2 separate regions of the Homo sapiens genome follow, and region 1 is linked to region 2. The links are chromatin contacts, found by Hi-C in ENCODE. All regions are on one chromosome and are shown on one strand. The core of a region is the stretch at or near the end of the contact, and the rest is flanking DNA. Distances in the headings are between cores, read along the strand shown.

Region 1 (2,840 bases), core at 270-2,769, 130 kb before region 2:
TGTGCTGGCTACTCACTACCCCCTTGCCTGATATGGATGCCCTCCTCACCCTGCTTGGGCTCTGACCTCCATGTCAAGCCACGGGGCATTGATTCTCCAGACTGCTCCCTCTGGGGCTGTCCACCTTAGCTTGCTCAGGCTCAGGAACCTAGCACTGTGCCTCTTTCTCATTAACACGGACATTTTTCTCATCTTGCTCAGTCCTGGGCTCTGTTACCCTGCACCATGTATCATGCCTATGCAGATGTCTTCACTCTGCTCAGGCTATGGCCTTCTGCTAGTCCACCTCAGCTCTCCTCTCGTTCCAACCCTACACAGATGCATACTTTTATCTGTCCTACTTAAGGGCTTTAGAACTGAACTGTTCAGGAAGGGAAAGGTAGGGAGAGAAGGGCACCATGTTTGTCTGGGTGATCACCAAGGGCCCTTCCAATTCATGCTATGGGGATTTAGACTGTGAGTGCCAGCCACTCAGCATTGCTTACTTTTTCATTTCCTGTAACCTTCATAACAAATCTATGAAGTTGACCCTATGCTGGCTTAGCTACAGATTCCCAGCTCTACCTTAGTGTTTCTTGGAGCTCACCAAGTCTGGCTCTGTCTTTTGTAGTTTTTCTAGCCTTAGCTTTCTGAATGTGTGTTCGCACCCCACTGTTATCCTGGCTCTTGGTATGATGCCTACTGTCCTGGTGTCCAGGGGTCTTCTGTCCTTTTATGGGTCACCTACAGGGTCTCTGCACTGTTAGAGGGCTTAGATGGAGAGACTGTCCCAGTGCCTGGCACCATGCCTGCCTCCCACTTTCCTCTGTTTTTCCAGCTGCCCCTTGCGTTTCCTCAATAGTTCCTTATGCAGCACTCTGGATATTAAGTAAGCTTTGTGCTAATTTCAGCATGAAAAGCTCTGTTTAAAAGTTGCAGTGTAGACAACTCCTGTTTTAAATTATTTTTGCTCTAAAAGCTTTTATGCTATGAGGACTTAGACTTTTGTGAACCCTCCCTTTGTGGAAAGCTGCAACCTTGAGGATTTTCTTATACTGGAGCCATCCCCAAAGCAAATTCTATTTTACCATGATTCAGCAGAATAATTTGTAATAGTTCCCTAAGTAAAGCACCTTTTAAATTTATGTAAAAATTAGAAAGGAAGAATGAGGACCACAACAAAGATGAAAGAGTCAGGGGAGAAAAGGCATGAAGAAAGCACATTTCGCTTTTTTGCATAGGATTACCAATTATTTTGCTTCTCTTATGAGTTACAGATGAACGTTTCCAATGACTCGCTGGGCCTGTCTACTTAGATGTCTTAACAAAGTAAAGTCATAATCCTTTTGTTCTGGAGATTGAGAAGGCATTGCTGAGAGATGGTTAAGGAGACAAAACTGAGGCTTCACCCGATTGCATGAGTGGTGCTAATGGCATTTACCCGGGTGTCCAGGTGTTCAGGGAGATCATGAAGTCAAAAAGGGGATGGTGTAAGAGGAAAATGAAGATGTGTCAGGGTGTGGAATTTCATGGTTGTGTAAGAATGAGAGGTAGAACCTATTGACCCATGTGGCCCTGGCTGAAAGATTTTGATGAGGAGAGAAGCATGAGTCTGCATAAAAAATTACTTCTCTCCCAGAATACCCTACCCTACTCTGGACTGCTTGGTAGCATCTAGGACTCAGCACAAATGCTCCTTCTTGCATTGCGTTGTCAGGAACCCTAGCATAGCAGTCCCATTGATGGGGAGAGAGCAGAAACCATAATGCACTTACATGCAAGACTGAATAGTAGGAAATTAACCCATTTATGCCAGAGGTTGCAAGTTTTTGTGTGTGAAAAATCAGACCTTGGCGACGACCTTGAGCAGTAGGATAAAAATAACTCCTACAAGCTTAGCATTCCAATAATGGAACACTAGGCAAAAATGGGTTATGCTCCAAATGTAGGCCACCCTATTTGAAAGAAAGAAAAATACAGGTCAGAGCATGAGGAGAACAAAAAGTGTGAGTTTGAGTTTTTCTTTTGGAAGTTGAAAGAGAAATGAGCAAAGCCACAGGAGAACCAGAGGTTAACCAGAGACAGGATGGTTGGTGAAATGAAGTGGCAGAGGAAGTAAGAGGTCCAAAGCTGACAGCACAGTGAGAAGACTTTGCCTTAGATGGAAGTACAGGCCCTTTATGCTACAAAAAGGATGAAAAGGAAGGAGGGAGTAGCTGCAGACAACTGTGAGGTTGTGGGGCAGGAGGTGGAGGGAGCTGCAGCAGGGCCTGGAGTCACCAAACCCTAGCAGTACTGGTAAGGGCTGTGGCTATTGAAGCCTGATTGAACAGTCTGGGGTTCAGGGAGAGAATCCAGCCAGGAGACTGTGTGGTCATGTGTGCCACACAGACTGGGGGGACAAGACAGAGCTAAGGGTGGGAGCAGCTCAATTGGCCATATGTGCCACACAGACTGGAGGGACATGGCAGAGCTAAGGGTGGGAGCAGCTCAGTTCAGCAGGACTGGAATGCTTAGCTTCAGTTGATTTGAGCACTGCACTAAACCTAAAGCATCTGAGTTTGATTTGGTTTAGCACTGCACTAAACTGAGGCTGATTTGGCTTAGTACTGCATCTGAGGCTGCCTTTGGATTAGCACTGCACTAAACCAAAGGTGTCAGAGGCTGATCAGTGACCAAACAAGGGCTGCACCTGCAGGCCGAGGATTCCTCCTATCCCTGCAGGGTGGCCCTGGGGATCCAGGGTCTCATATGCCAGAAGGGCTGCAGTAAGTAAGGCTGCTGCATTCCTGGGGCCTTGGGCATAGAGCTGAATACTGTTAGTACAGCTTCCCATGGCTACAACCAGTTTCAACACCTGA
Region 2 (2,700 bases), core at 151-2,650:
TGTAATTTTGTCTTTCTGTGCTGGATTATTTCACTTAACATAATGACCTCCATTTCCATCCATGTTGCTGCAAGTGACAGTATTTCATTCTTTTTTATGGCTGAATAGTATTCCATCATGTATATATCCCACATTTTCTTTATCTGTTCATCTGTTGATGGACATTTAGGTTGATTCCATATCTTGGCTCTTATGAATAGTGCTGAAATAGACATGGGGTGCAGGCATCCCTTTGACATACTGATTTCCTTTCCTTTGGATAAAAAGATATTAGTGGGGTTGCTGGATCATACGGTAGTTCTATTTTTAGTTTTTTGAGAAACGCTTATACTGTTTTCCATAGTGGCTTTGCATTTACATTGCATTTGCATTACATTTTGATTTACATTGCCAACAACAGTGTTTGAGAGTTCCTTTTCTTCCGCATCCTTGCCAGCATTTTGTGTGTGTGTGTGTTTTTGACAATAGCCTTCCTAACTGGGGTGAGATGATATCCCATCGACTCATCCTAAATTAGTTTAAAGGGGCTTTCCCCCTTCTTCAGCTGTAACATATAGGCAGCTGTAGGCTATTACTTTATCTCCTATTTATGGTTCCCCAATTTGTAAAACTCTCTAAAAGAAACACCAACTCCTGAAAGACTCTAATTGTTGAATTGTCCAGACTTTCAAATAAATACAAGTGGTATCACAAGCCCACATGAAGATTTCAGGTTCTTCCTGGAGGACAGGGGTCCAACCAAGACTACCATGCTCTTATCTGTAAAAGAAGGTTGGTGTCAGAAACGAGATCTTTAAGACTCTTACTCTGAATGATAATGACCAGAATAACTAGTTCTTACTGGGTTTTTTAATGTCTCCCAAATAGATTTATTTCTATTGACAGTAGATTCTTGTCATATAATCAGTCTGACTTGAAAATTAATCACATTTGCCTTTTACTCAGTAGTGGCAAGAACTAGAGCCAACTTTGTGGACTAACCAAACAAGTGAATCGACAGAATATGGTGACCCGTTTTTCTCATTAGTTTCATTAGTTTCAGTTTATTTTATCTTCTCCTCATCAATTTTTTTTTCTTGTCATCTCCTGATTTAAGTCATCTGGCCATCCTGTCTTTATTTGGAACCCACATTAGTTGTTTTGTGAAATAAAGCAGGCTATATATAAATCAAATGCCCATACTGGGTCCATTTCCAAATTTCTGTTTGTGATATCTTGTGGTTTTGAGGATTAAAAATGCTTTAAAACCAGCAATAAAAGGTTGTTCTAGCTTTTAAATATGTATTTTTAAAAGCTCTTGTTAAAACTTCTGAGAATGAAGGAGGAAGTTAAAACTAATGAGGAAGTTACTTTGTATGTTGGTGGTTTCTGTTTACTTGGTTCTGTTTTTGCTCCCTAGAACTTGATTTCCACAGCAGTGAGCTAACAGCACTCCTGCTATTGCTGACTGGGCATATCTACATACAAAAAATCTTGATAAAACAATGTGTGCTGAGGAGTGTAAGTATAGCTCCCTGACTGGCCCTTTTAATAATACTGATTGTTCCCTTTGTTGCATTTCACATTATGAACCAAACTCTAAGAACTGATTGGGAAACGTCTTCTTCTTTTCAGAAACATCCATTCAGAGGCTTAAGGCCTCAGATTCCTGGCCTTCCACAGTTACAGCTCCAGTGTGGAGTTTGTCCAGTATGTGTTTAAAATCAAGATGCAAATCCCTAACAAGTCCTAAATTTATTTTAAAATGTGGCCAAGCTATACAGAGTCTAGCCAAATCCCATATTCTGCCACTAGATGATTGCTATTGGATCTAGGCCATGACCCCATTGATTTTTTTACAGGCAACTTTGCAGCCCCAAAGCCAGATATTGAATCAAGGAAACCAAAGTCCCAGTGTTCAGGAGGACAGCATTGTACTAACCCATCTCAACCAGCTTCACCTCTTTGTACAAGAAGTACTCAAGAGGCTGAAGAGTTGTGAGGTTTGGGTGAAGAGGCCAAACTAGTTCATCTTTGCCAGTTTGTTATGTAGATCATCACAGCTTCTCACCTATGTCAGTGATTTTGCACTTAGCCTTGTCTCTATCTTTTACCTTGTCAAACCTCACCAACTCTTTTCTCCACCTCTGTCATTCCTAAAACCTATAGTAACTACTTCACTCAGTACCTTCAACTGAATCTCTGTGGCTTAGTGTTGCCAACGTATCCACCCCTGCAAGAGATAAATCTGCTGCAAAGATGAGGGTTTTATAACTTCCTTTTCACAACTTGCTGCTCTTCCTATCTATGCAGTTCTTCTCCCTGCCCAAGTTTCATTACTTGTCTATATTTGAAACCCACCTCGAAAGAGCATTGAAAGCATTTTACTTCTTGAGGGTGGTATGTGCTTTTGGGGGATATGTTGAGACCTTCTGCCATCATTCGAAGTCCTGATGCTGCCTTGGCTGTTAATTGACAGTGAGGTTTTTTATGTTTTCCAGCCAGTTTTTATTTGTTAGATCAATTATTAATAGTAATATTTAACATTTAGTAAGTATTTACGGTGTGCCTGCTACTGTTACATGTGGTTTATGCATCAAGTCATTTAATCCTCATCAGAATTTCGTTACATTCCAATATGTCTCCATTTTACAGATGAGTAAACTGAGGTAGAACAAAGCCAAGTAAGTTATACAAAGTCACTTAGGAGTTACTAAGAGA

Evidence for each region. A loop is a pair of places that touch in the nucleus more often than their neighbours do. Pooled maps may share reads with other maps.
Region 1: a pooled map shows a loop between it and region 2 (2.0-fold over the local background). The contact joins two enhancer-like sites. A Hi-C loop is called at or near these places in 3 of 37 single-sample maps with no recorded cell type and 3 of 50 pooled maps.

What each region holds. Positions count from the first base shown.
Region 1 is chr5:33,840,615-33,843,454 of GRCh38, reverse strand. The region is part of intron 2 of ADAMTS12 (ADAM metallopeptidase with thrombospondin type 1 motif 12); the gene reads left to right. Among named protein-coding and RNA genes, the nearest start is that of ADAMTS12, 50 kb to the left of the region's middle. Within about 2 kb of position 1,519, at least 2 of the 41 ENCODE cell types and tissues checked have a DNase peak (open chromatin) inside an H3K27ac peak, as active enhancers do.
Region 2 is chr5:33,712,016-33,714,715 of GRCh38, reverse strand. All of the region lies in intron 3 of ADAMTS12 (ADAM metallopeptidase with thrombospondin type 1 motif 12), which reads left to right. Among named protein-coding and RNA genes, the nearest start is that of ADAMTS12, 180 kb to the left of the region's middle. Within about 2 kb of position 1,400, at least 2 of the 41 ENCODE cell types and tissues checked have a DNase peak (open chromatin) inside an H3K27ac peak, as active enhancers do.